Linked DNA regions of Homo sapiens: region 2 is linked to region 1. Evidence: chromatin contacts called from ENCODE Hi-C or POLR2A ChIA-PET data. All regions are on one chromosome and are shown on one strand. The core of a region is the stretch at or near the end of the contact, and the rest is flanking DNA. Distances in the headings are between cores, read along the strand shown.

Region 1 (6,348 bases), core at 2,120-4,619:
CCTCCAATCTTGATTTTTAACCCCTGCCACCTTACTCTCCTGTATTCCCCCAACTCAGAGAGTGTGGCCCTCTGTCGCCACCTTGGAGCCCCCTCCCCCATACCTGCTATCGCCTGCATTGGCCACGTACACCTTGCCTAGCAGGTAGATCACAACCAGTGCACAGCAGCCCCCCTCCACTTGGTGGCCACGCCGCTCCCGGGCCATCTGCTCATCCTGCCACATAAGGAAGGGTCAGAGGTGGGTAGAAGGAGAGGTTCCAGCACACAGTCACCCTCCCCCTACCCCCTCCACCCGTAGAAATCAACTGGCCCAGCCAGGCTACACTGGAAGACAGGAGGGAAGACTGGGGTGTAACTGCCCCTTCTCCCTCCCCTCTGAACCAAGCTCTGCTCAGGCTCTCAAAGGTGTTGTGGGTTCTCAGGGTAACCCCCTCTGGCTTCCACACAGAGTTGGCCAGAGTGGTTGCCTAGCAGGCTCTTGGCCCAGGTCACCCACTCACCATGAGCTGGAAGGCATTCTCAACGGCCCCCACTACCAGGCTCTCGTGGCTCACTTCCTTCTGTGAAGACCAGCAGGACTGAGGGCCAAGCAAGTGAGAGGGATCGGAGGAATCTGGGGTCCCCGGAGTGGTTGGGAGGCAGAGGGGTGGTGGCGAAGGGTCCTGAAGTATCTCTACCAGGTCCTTTAGCTGCTCTCGGATATGGCGATGCAGGAGCCGTGAGGCCATTTCAGCAGCTCCGCCCCCTGCATGCCCATCAAATAGGCCCCAGTAGTAGAAGCAGAGTCCCTGGTGGAGGAAAAGTTGGAGGTGAGTTTTGTTTGTGTGTGTGTGTGTGTGTGTGTGTGTGTGTGTTATGCAAGGTGAATAACAAGACTCTGGGCATCCATACAAACATCTGAGAGGTCAGTGTTTGCTACTGAAGGCAAATTAGGTTTATTCACATAAGGCTTCGTATGTGTCAAGAGAAAGGAAAGGCTCAAAAACCCAAACTCAGAGGATAACAGATCCAAAACTCAGCACTGGCAATTAAATCATCCATAAATATGTGAGCCTCTACATTTTAGGTGGGAAAGTAACATTCATGCTTACATGGTAGAATCTAACTGATGAATACCAGGTAAAGGTTCTGTGCCAGAAGGTAGATAGCCAGTGAGTTCATCAGGTCTTCCGCATGGCTCAGATTTAAAACCAGAGGCCTGAGTCCCTGGGGAGAGGTGTCACTGTGTCTCTGGGAAAGGGGATGGGTCTTACCTGGCCTCGGCTAGGCTCCCTAGGTACTCCTGTAACACTCCTCCGACCTTCCACATACACCACTTCACAGCAAGCCTGGTCCTCATTGTGCCGACTCTTGCCAGCATTGATGACCCTGCCAGGCCAGAATGACCACATCAGGTTGGACACCAGACCAGGTCCTGGAATAACCCCCACCTTAGACACACACCGTCTCCTGCGCCCGCTGGCCAAGCTGAGAAAGGTCACAGCCACCTGGGATCCAGGCCAGAGGGAGGAGGAGAAGGGAGGGCTGGCAAGGTGTAAGGAGTACTGTTTGGGTGGCCAGCCCTACCACTTCACAGAAAGGCCAGCAGGAGCTTCTGGCCAACCGCTATGTCCCCTGCCTGCCTCACTTCCCCCATCCCTGGCAAAAAAAAAAGAAAAAAGAAAAAGGCATTCCTAGTGGTGCTTCTGGGGGAGGGGCTAGTTGGTAGCAGAAGTTTTACTTCCCTGCTAGCTAGACCCTACATCCCACCCTCAACCACTATCAACTCTCCCAGTGCCTTGTCCCCAGCACCTCATCCTCATGGGCACACCCACCCTTATCCTAAAACCATCCAGCGAAAGTTTCTGCTGCCTTAACAATGAGGAAGCTCTCCAGCCCAGATCGGGAAAGAGGAACTGAAATAGAGTAGAAGTGAAAGCCCACCTGGACTGGGCAGGAGCCACATACCCATAAACTCCTCCCACACAGGAGGCTAAGGGAGGTGGTGGTGGGTCCATGGGCCACCAGCCACCTTCCTCAGCGAACTGAGCGCCCCCATCTCCCTCGGTGCTCTGCGTTCCCGGCAGATGCATTTAAAATACACACAGCCCGGGGGCCAGCCGGCCGCTCCGGGCAGGGGGTCCGCTTCTTTGCCAGGCCAGCACGAGTTGGCAGGCTGAAGGGCATCTAAATGGGACCCTCCTCTACCCCGGGCGTCCCCCTCCCCGCTCCTGGGGAAGCTGGCGGCCTCCTGGTGTCGCGGGCTATTTCTGGGTGTGGAGGGGGAGGGGAACTACGGTAAGAGGGACAGGGAACTGGGGCGCTGGAGCCGGGAAGCGGGTGAGCGAGTCTTCCCAACCGCTATGTCCCCTATTAAAAAGAACCCCGCTCCTTCGTGAAACCCCTTTTCCCTTAGCCTTTAAGCTGCCGGGCCGCGACGGGGAACTGGCCAACTCATCCTTCGCCGGGCTCTCCGCCCTCCGGGCTCTGGGGCAGAACAGGGTCCTGAGGCGGCGTGGGCGAGGGCAGTCAATGAGCGGGAAGGACGTGAAGAAGGTGACACAGGCTGCCCCCCACTGGAAAATGGGTTGGGAGGGGGTGCGGCCCGAAGACCAGAGGATAGCAAAGGTCCACGGAAAAGGGAGCTCCTGGCCCGGACGCGGCGTGGGGAACGCGTCCTAGCGCCGGGGATGCGGAGCTGGGGAGAGGGGTGGGAGCCCCATCCTGGTTTGGGTGCCCCAGGGGGCGCTCACTCGGCGTAGCCTGTGCTCCAGGGCAGGCGGCGGCCCGTGTCCGGGGGGCTTTGCACAGCCCGGCCCGCGTGGTCATCGGCGCGTCGCAGCCCCCCGGGGCTCAGCTGCAGAAAGGTCGGTCTGGAGAAGCTCGCTCGAGCCTCAACAGCCTTCGCGGGCGTCGCGCTCCCGCTCCCAGCCTTCGCGGGAGGGCTCCTGGGCGCTTCTGGAGCGGCGGCGGGCGGCGCCGAGGCGGCGTTGGGCAGGTCCGGGGATTTGGGGCGCGGAGGCGGAGCGCCCCCGGAGCTCACCAGGTGCGCCACGGCCGAGCGCACCCGGTTTAGCATGCTGCCTCCCTGCCCCGCCCTCGGCCGCGGCCCCGCCCCCGCCCAGGCCCCGCCCCCATGGCTCCGCGTGGGCGGTGCTCGCGCCAGCCGGCCCTTCCCTGCTACTGGCTCCCGGCCAGCTGGGCGGGTCCCGGGCGAAACTTGCCCTTGCTCTGGGCCACCCCAGGAACCGGCCCACGGGTCCCCGGCCTCTGCCCCGCCCCATTCCGGCTTGGCCCCGCCTCCGTTTCTTAGGGGTAGGTTCTGTTGCTGTGGGAAGGGGGCGGAGAGAAGGAAACCTTATTTCAGCCGTGCGCTAGATTAGACACAGCTAGAATGTCTCCATTGTGACGGGGGCTGAGGGACAAGGGGGTGCGGTCTCCTCGCTCTCGGTTCGGTGTGGCCAGCCAGCCCAGAGAGCCATGGAGCTAATGACCTCAGAGCAAAACAGGCGCTTGGGAGCCGCTGGGTATGAGGCGCCAGGTGTGACACCACCTCTGGATGGGGCTGCTGGAGCGAGAGCGGGCAAGCTGGTACCGGGTGGGGTTGCGGGATTAATGACGCAGGCTGCAGCCGACCACCCCGGAATCAGGAGCCGGGGTAGATTCCTGGGCTCCTGATGCGCTGTTCCCCGTGAAGACCACCTCTAGATCTGGGAGAGCGGTTGCTACTCCCACCCTCCTTTCTCTCTCAGAACCCAGGTCTTTCCCACAATGCAGACCTTCCCTGACCACAGCAGGACAAGCTATTAATAGGATAATAACAACATAACAAATACTATTTATTGAAGAAGTACTGCATACTAGACCCTTTACAAAGCACGTTCCATACAGTATTAGGTTATTTATACTGCACACCAATCCTTCAAGATGGTTTTTTTTCTGTCAGTTTCACGGATGAGGCAGGACGGGACGCTTCCTGTCATTTTACCGTGACTTGCCCCAGGAGGTCACACGGTCAAGTGAAAGATTCACACCTATGTCGGCCTCCTGACATTCAAACCTGCTCTGTCTTAAGAACCAAGCTTACTTCTCCGGATCAGGGAGGAAGGGCTAGAAAGGAGATCAATGGCAGAGAGAGGAGTGGGGGTTCCTCCCCTCCCATCCTTCTCTTAGGGCCAGGGCTGAGAGCAGTCCGGGAATGCTGAGCAAGTTCTGTGTCTACCGCCAGGGGGAGACAGAGGCCAGGCTAAGCCCTTGCCTAAGAAGAGTAAAAGCACACTCACTGGAAGACCAGGACAGAGCCCAATGCCTGGTTGGCTGCCCGTTCTTCCTAACTTCTCCCCTCTGGGAGAGGGTGGTACTGACCTGATGCCACAAGAGCTCTGTCTCTAAACCTCCTATCAGAAAGTTGATCGCTAGGTATCCACAGACACCACCCATCCACACATCTCAAATGGGGACAACGCCGTTGTGGCCCTCAAGCAAGTTGGAAGTAGCCATCAGGGACTACGGCACCCAGTTCACGGCTGGAACTTTTCTGGGCTCTGTCGGCCAGGTGCTTCCTGACCACATACCACTTTGTTCCCCAGGCTAAACTGTGTCCCCAGAAGGGATGACTTTCTTGGCAGCTTCCAAATAAAGATCCCACAGTGGTCCTTCAGGTTGGTAGACTTACTATGCCTGCTTTGTTACACCTGAGCTTTAGGCAGAGAGAGACAGAGGAAAAGAAGTCACAGGAGAGAAAAAAAACAGACCCCAAGGCAAATAGAGCAGCAAAAGAAGACGGGGACAAAGAACAGGCTGCTTCTATAGGTTTTCCCCTGCTATTTGAGAAAAACTGGAACCAACTCTCAGATAAATAACAGCAGCAGCAAGCCAGCAACTGAAGAAACAAATATAACTCCTGGTTGTTTTTATTATTCAGTGTTTCTGGGACAGTTTACTTACCACTTCTTCGTGTCACCCAGCTCCCTATTCCCTGCCCTTTCTAGCACCCACCATGGTGTGGCTGCAAGCTGTCCGCAAAGCTAAGCCAAGAGACCCCCCCAGCCCCAGCACCAGATGATCAGCAGGGAGAATAACAGCTCCCTGGGGCTCCAGAACAGCCCCCAGCCATGGCCTAATCCTAAGGCTCCTCCTCCCTGAACCTCTCACCTCCTATTCCTGGCACCATTATGCCTCCTCCATCCTCAGACTGCCCCAGAACCTGGTGAGGTCATCACCTCTACTCATCCCTGAGGCAGCGGAAAGTGAGAGAGAAAAGGGGATGGGGTATGAAGAAGCAGACTTGTGGGATGTTTTTCTCTGTGAAGAGTGAGACTCTGCTTAGTGGCTGGCCCTGCTGGGGGAGTGTGAAGCTTGAACCAAGGAGGGGGACTGGACAGCCTCAAGACAGGCCCCTTTATCTCAGGCCACAGTGGTGGCTCAGGGCCCAGAACTGGTCATCTTCTGCCTTGTCTCTCCCCTTCACATCACCCTAAACCCAAAGGCCTCTTAAACTAAGAGGAAAGTCCCTTCAAATTCACAGAACACCACTTCCTCTCATTTGTCTAATACATTCGCATCCAAAACAGATCTCTGTAAAGAATTATTCAGTTGCAATTAATTACATTACAATTTTTCTGATAAAGAAACTGGGTCTCAGGCCAGGAGTGGTGGCTCACACCTGTAATCCCAGCACTTTGAGAGGCCATGGTGGATGGATCAGTTGAGTCCAGGAGTTCAAGACCAGCCTGGGCAACATAGCAAAACCCTGTCTCTACAAAAAATACAGAAAATTAACCCTGGCTTGGTAGTGCACTACAGACTACCCCTATAGTCCCAGCTACTCAGGTGGCTGACATGGGAGGATCATTTGATCCCAGGAGGTGGAGATTACAATGAACCAAGATCTGGGTGACAGAGTGATGAGATCCTGTCCCCAAAAAATAAATAAATAAAAAAGAAAAGAAAAAGAATGAAAGAAAGAGAAGGAAGGAAGGAAGAAAGAAAGAGAAACAAGAAACTAGGTCTCAGAATTTGGTTCCCATGTTGGTATTCACACTTAACATCCATAGGGACCATTCATAGCCTACTACTGTCCTCCTGCCTAATGCCCACACCCTCATACTTCCTCTAGCCCTCCCAGCCCCTGAGAGCACCACTCCTGGGAGAGGAAGAGATATTTACTATTCCCTCCTAAATATCATTCTAGAAGAGTGCTGCTGAACAGAACTTTGTGCACTGACGGGAATGTTCTACATCTGCTCTGTCCAATACAGCAGTCCCTATCTTCGTGTGGCTATTGAGCATTTGAAATATGGTGCCTACTAATGAGGAACTGAATTTTAAGTTTTATTTAATTAATTTAGATTTAAATTTAAATATC
Region 2 (6,348 bases), core at 2,384-4,883, 430 kb after region 1:
GTGAAATGGTTACTGAGGCTGGTGGAAGAATTGAAGAACAGCATTTCTTCTGCAGCTCTTGAATGCAGGGGTGTGGCTTTTAGAAGGTCTTTGGCTACAGAAACAAACCTGTTCTGTTTTCTTTCTCTCTCCATTAAGCCAGAACGTTTCCTTTCTCATTGCTCTTCCTACCTTTCTTCCAACCCCCAATAAAAGAGTTTGGGCAAAAGAACTAGAAACTAAACTCCCAAGTCTCCAGTTTGCCATCCATGGTGGGAGTTCCATGGCTAGGCAGGGGCTGCCAATTTACTGCAGAGACAGCTGGCTACATATATGAGGATTCCTTGTGGTAAGCCAAAGTCCTTGGGCCCTGCATTTACTATAAGGTTTTTAAAAGTGAGTGATTCAGAGCACTGCCTTTGACGGTGAACAGAGCTGGACTCCAGTCCTACCCCCACTTCTTAACCAGTTGTGGGAGTTTAAGCCAGTTTCTTAGAAGCGTTGTGCCTCGTTCCCCTTATCTGTAAAATGGAAATAGTCATGCTTACCTTATATGTTTGTTGAGATAATTAGATAAGCTGATGCATATAAAGTAATAAGCACAGTGCCCAGCACAGTGCTCAACACATTTTGGCTGCTATTAGCTATTGTTATGGGCACTCAGAATGGAGCACCCTCTTCCCACTCCCTTCTCTATCTGGGACAATTCAAGATGGGGCATGGGGAATGTTAGTAGCGAGAAGTAACCCCAGTGAGCTATTTTAGGGCTAGCCCTAGAGACTGGGATTCCTAGTTGGATTTTGCTTAGAAACAACATACAATGTTCTGAAACTATGATTAAATGAAAAGTGCAGGCCAGGCATGGTGGCTTATGCCTGTAATCCCAGCACTTTGGGAGGCCAAGGCGGGTAGATCACCTCAGGTCAGGAGTTCAAGACCAGCCTGACCAACATGGTGAAACCCCGTCTCTACTAAAAATACAAAAATTAGCCAGGCATGGTGGTTTGTGCCTGTAGTCCCAGCTACTCGGGGGACTGAGACAAAAGAATCACTTGAACCCAGGAGGTGGAGGTTGCAGTGAGCCAAGATCACACCACTTCACTCCAGCCTGGGCAACAGAGCAAGACTCCGTCTCAACAAAAAAAAAAAAAAAAGAAAGAAAACTTCATTCAGCTAGAGTCTATTGGACTTGGATTCTGAGCAGTTCTGCCCCTCACTGACTGTGTGATCCTGGGAAGTCTTGATGTCACCTGATGTCTCCCCATCACTGTCCCCATTGTGTCTTTGTTTCTTCCAATTGGTTTATGGTGGTTCTTTTTAACTTTCCCAGGAGAGGACTCCCTTTACCTGGAGAACAATAATGACAAAGTCTTGTAGGAGGTTTTATAGGGGACAAAGAGCCTGTCTGGCTTAAATGAAGAGAATGAAGTAGGAAACAGTCAAGAGAAACCTTTTTGTTTGATTGAGAAGTTTTGACCCTCCCAGAAAGTATATAGTGTTAACTGACCAACAATGAGCATCATTCCTGAATGAGGGTTGTCCTTGGCCCACTGATTCCACCTATAGTGTAGTTCCAGTGGTTGTGTAGGAATTCATGCAACAATCTATGGCAAACTGAATTACTTCTCAGATAATTTTCTTTAGGACTTAGTATGTTGGCTTCATGCCAAGGGGAATGGCAGTATTGGGAAAACTGCAGATGTTCTGGAAGCAGAGCACTTGAGTTCAAATCTTGACTACTCCTCTTACAGGCAAATTACTAAATTTCTTTTAGCCTCTGTTTCCTTCTCTGCATGACAGCAATGATAGTACTTACTTCACAAGATTACTGTGAGCACCAAGTGGAATCATTTCTGCTGGAGAGAAGGAAACACTTCAGTTTTTAGAAGTCTAACTTATTTGGGTGGATGGGTAAAGGAAATGGCAATTTCATTTCCTCTGGGCCCTTTGGCCGATCAATGGACTGAACTTTATCCTTGGGGAACAGCTGTGGCTTTTTCATAAATTCAAACATCAGTCTAATTTTCCCAAGGTTCCTCCAGGTTTACTCTAAAGGGAGCCCCTTCTTTGAATTGTTGTTGGTCTGAAGAGGGACCAGCAGCTGCTTGCCTGCAAAAATGTATTGCAGCCTCTGTGGGCATTCCCTGGACACTGCACACACTGCTATCCCCAAGCAGTCACAAACTAGGATGCTTTGATAATGAGAGTTTGAATATTTTATGTATCTTGTTTTCCAATTATACTTAAGAATTCAATAAGCTGAGTAGTGGGAAGCTGAATTACTAGACTGGCAAAGGAATGAACAGAAAAACCTAAAAAATTTAAAAAGAGGATTAAGAAAACTGTCCTTGCTCAGTTTGGGAGCCTGGCTTACTTTTCTTAGTACTCTGCTGTTCCTGATACTGTTCAAGCTGGGGCACTGAAGATCTGGAACCATGTAGCTTGGATTTTCTTCAGACCAAAATACCTCGATGCTCATTTTTTTTTCTTTTTTTTTTTTTTTTTTGAGACAGAGTCTCACTCTGATGCCCAGGCTGGAGTGCAGTGGTGCGATCTTGGCTCACTGTAGCTTCTGCCTCCCGGGTTCAAGTGATTCTCGTGCCTCACCCTCCCAAGTAGCTGGGATTACAGGCACCTGTCACCACATCCGGCTCATTTTTGTATTTTTAGTAGACAGACGGAGTTTTGCCATGTTGGCCAGGCTAGTTTTGAGCTCCTGACCTCAGGTGATCTGCCCGCTTTGGCCTACCAAAGTGCTGGGATTACAGGCGTTGAGCCACCATGCCCGGCCTTGATGCTCATTTTGAACTATCAACTTACCTTCGATGCCTTTGTAGACTCATCCAACTACTTCCCAATAAATGGTCCAGGATTAATGGGTATTCATGTTCAGTGTAGGGCATCTAATTCCAGAAATGTAAGCCAAATTAGCAAACTCTCCTAAAAAGGACATCCTATCTTCTGCTGAGCTGTCTTCCCAAGCTAGCCAACGTGTCTGAATTTGGGCATGAAAGAAGAGGAGCAGATGGGCTGGGGTCTGACATGCAGGGCAAACTGGAGGGTTTTCTTGGCATATTTGTTCTTCAAATCTAGACTTTAGAATATGTGAGAAACAGTGACATTCTCACATTGGTCCCAAGCCATGGAGGAAATCCTGCCCCATTGAGAAGTGGAGACATTTCAGCCCTTGCATATCTCATCAGCAAACCACAGGGTTGGTGAAGGGACTGATGGAGTCCTTTTAAAGGTCTTGTGCCATTTTCTTGCCTTTTTATCTTTTTGTTCAAAGATAACTCTTGTTTTGTTTTCTATCTTGAGGCAAAATTGAAAACTTGGCCTACACATTGGTTTGGGCTAGAACTGGCCTCTAGGTGGCGATTCAGTACAGAGAATGGTGGTGGCTGGCGTCACCTCGAGCCACCATTTCTCAGAGATACCATTATATAAGGGGATTCATGAGAAATCGGGCATCACAATAGAGGGACAGCTTGGCCTTTGTCACTTTTCAAGCTGGGATCCTGAAGAGGTTGGGGTGCATGGGGAGCAGCGAAAGCACCTAGTCTCAAGCAACATAACACGAGTTTAAGGCCCCCACTAGGACGGAGTCCAGAGTAGTCTGGCAACGGTTGCAAGGTTTGGACTTGGCCTGCTAGGAGAGTGAGCCCTGAGCTTCAGGCTTGGTTCCCTCACTCCTGTGAGGCCTCACTCAGGCTCACAGCCCCTGATGGAGCACTCAGCTTGGCGGCTGCCTGCCCGAGGTCTCCAGAAAAGGCAGCCAGCTCCTAGTTGAAGTCCTCCCACTTTACTTCCCCTTCCTTCCCCCTGCCACTCCCTCTCTTCTCCTTCACCCCTCCTTCCCTTCTGCCTCCCGTTCCCTCTGCTTCCTCCTTCTTCCCCCTCTTCCCCACCTCCTCACACACCCCATTCTCACCTTCTGCTATTTACAAAGCCCTTTCCCCTGTATGATCTCATTTGCTGCTCACAGACTCCTAGGGAAGAGGGACAGGTTGAGCCCTCCCTCACTCCCTGGCACACTTTGAGGACACAGTGCGGAAGTGCTTATAAAGATCCCGTTATCTGACTGTCACCACCAGCAAATAGTGAGTACCTTAGGGCAACTATTGAATTCAAATTAGTGCATGTTGCTTGGCATGGAGGAGGTCTCAAAATTATTTACTGAATGAATAAATATTTATAGTTGCAAAGAACTGAATCAAGGGACAGTAGGTGGTAGAGTCCATTCTAGAAGTTAGGCTTCATACTTGTAGGACCTACGACATTGCTGCACTAGGTACTAAATATGTCACCATTTTCTAGTAAAAAATACAGTATGTAAGTGCATAAAGGGACCCATGCAGAACTGTTTGCATATCTGGCTCTCAACCACATGAAACTACTCTGGCACCAGTCTGCTGTCTGTCAGGGGACACTAGGAGCTGTGGGTGGATCTAGGGGAGCAGCTGGCCTTTCTGAGGCCTTCCTTAAAGTATGGGATAGACACTGGGCCCCTCAGCTATCAAAACCCTTCTGTCTTTAGCTGATCTAACATATTGAGATAAAAAGCACCACCCAGTTATTACTCATCCCACTCCATTCCAATCCATGAATCAGCACTTTTTGTTTTTTGCTTAAATGTACATATTTCAGGCAGTTTAGGACTCTGCGATGAGACTATATAGGTTCAAATCCTAGCTCTACCACTTCCTAGCTGTTGAGGCTTGGGTAGGTCATTTAACCTCTTTGTGCCTCTATTTCTCATCTTTTAAATGATAAGAGTATTTAACTCATAACATTACTGTGGGGATTTAGAGAGTTAATATATAGAAAACAATGAGAACAATGCCTGGCAATAAGTCAGAGCTAGGAAGTGTTCACCCAATCTCTCGTTACGGTTTCCTGGGTTTGAGAATTGGTTTGTGTTCAACTGATGGAGGCACTTCATGATTTTGTAGAATTCCCTGGAATGCTCTCATTTTAGCTGTGAGGTTTCAACATTTTCCCACTCAGTTACAGCTTTCTTGAGGCCTAAAGAAGACAGGAAGCAACTTGAAGTGTATTTTTCTGCTAATGAGGGCTGTGGCATTTGTTTCATATACAGCATCCCCAGGTGGCTCCAGACAGAATTCAAGGGCTTTTTTCTCTACGGCAGTGCTTACCACTTAACACACAGTAGGTATTAAATAAATGCTTGTGCCAGAAAGAGAGGAAGGAAGATGCAGTACAGAGGAAAACATTAATTAGTACATAGTAGTTTACACGGACAAGGTCCCAATGGGGTATACACTTGTTCCCTAAGATCTACTGACTAAGCATGAACATCACCAAGGAAATGCGATCAACTCAGAGGAGAAGGAGGGGGAGGAGAAGAGAGAAGAAACTGGAGCAGCCTGTTACCTGACCGAAGATATCAGGCTTTCCATTGCAAATGGTTCCATCAGCTCAGGCCAAGTGGAAAACCTTGCCGCTGCTCTGGGACATCCAAGGCATCTCCAATTGCTGTCTGCCCCAGAGTTTCATCCTTCCAGGGGTAGTTTGTCACTTGTTTTGTAGCCTCTATGGTACTCTTTCTTATGGCTAAAGACCAGCTAGCTCACCAGACATTTCTGTGGGTTTTGGCAGGAAATAGAGATGGGAGGCAGACAATGCTCTAGGGCGGTTCTTAGGAGAAACTTTTCTGACCTTGGCAGTCTTACTCCAATTTTCATGCCAAATTAGACTAATAATAGATCCTCACCCACAACCCAAATCCTCTAGCCTGAAAGGCTTAGAGTAGACAGAATGCAACTAGAAACTACTCTATGTTCTATAAGGGAGTTGAAACAGAGCTTTTCTAGTGAACACATTAGCTAATCAACTAGGTCACTGATGGTAAGGACTGTCTCAACTGCATGCCAACTCTGATTGATGGATAAAGCCTGCCTGGGGAATTGTATTGAGTTGGATTCTGAGTCTCCATCATCACATCTAGGCCCCAGAGGCAAGTGCTGTAATTCACCAACAATGTCTGTCACAGGTGCAGGAATAGGGAGTAGCCCCAGGAGGCATAGATACATACCTGCTCCAGGAGGCTATTTGGAGTTAGGAAAACAAAGATGGTTGAATGGTCAACTATGCTCATTTAATTAAATCATGATAGACCTTGAGCAATTCAACTCTTGAGGAAAATGTGGTATCAGCTCAGGAAAGAAGAAAAAGAAGGAGTAAGAGTGGTGATAGTGGAGTGTTCCCGTTCCATAGCTCTGTAGAGCCTTCTCAGTATTTAAAAACAGTCAGATTGGACTGGGCACAATGGCTCACGCCTGTAATCCCAGCACTTTGGGAGGCCAAGGCAGGCGGATCACCTGAGGTCAGGAGTTCGAGACCATCCTG

The links. Hi-C counts contacts between places; a loop is a spot of excess contacts on that map. ChIA-PET counts read pairs that join two places held with the same protein, here RNA polymerase II (POLR2A). Pooled maps may share reads with other maps.
Region 2: a map of K562 shows a loop between it and region 1 (3-fold over the local background). The contact joins the enhancer-like site here to the promoter of PPM1J-DT in region 1. A Hi-C loop is called at or near these places in 2 of 168 maps with a recorded cell type or tissue (K562 and endothelial cell of umbilical vein), 4 of 37 single-sample maps with no recorded cell type and 13 of 50 pooled maps. POLR2A ChIA-PET finds 5 or more read pairs at or near these places in 1 of 52 experiments (BJ).

What each region holds. Positions count from the first base shown.
Region 1 is chr1:112,712,242-112,718,589 of GRCh38, forward strand. It overlaps PPM1J-DT (PPM1J divergent transcript), which reads left to right and starts at 3,370. Exons shown (of 2, transcript XR_947714.4): 1 at 3,370-3,522; 2 at 4,210-5,555. PPM1J (protein phosphatase, Mg2+/Mn2+ dependent 1J) reads right to left here and starts at 3,091. Exons shown (of 10, transcript NM_005167.7): 1 at 2,735-3,091; 2 at 1,256-1,370; 3 at 503-790; 4 at 104-216. The coding sequence starts at 3,060. RefSeq lists enhancers at 2,122-2,181, 3,146-3,440 and a silencer at 2,642-3,431.
Region 2 is chr1:113,137,343-113,143,690 of GRCh38, forward strand. No RefSeq gene overlaps it. Among named protein-coding and RNA genes, the nearest start is that of LRIG2, 67 kb to the left of the region's middle. RefSeq lists a cis regulatory region at 3,184-4,084 and an enhancer at 3,464-3,633. Within about 2 kb of position 3,634, at least 9 of the 41 ENCODE cell types and tissues checked have a DNase peak (open chromatin) inside an H3K27ac peak, as active enhancers do.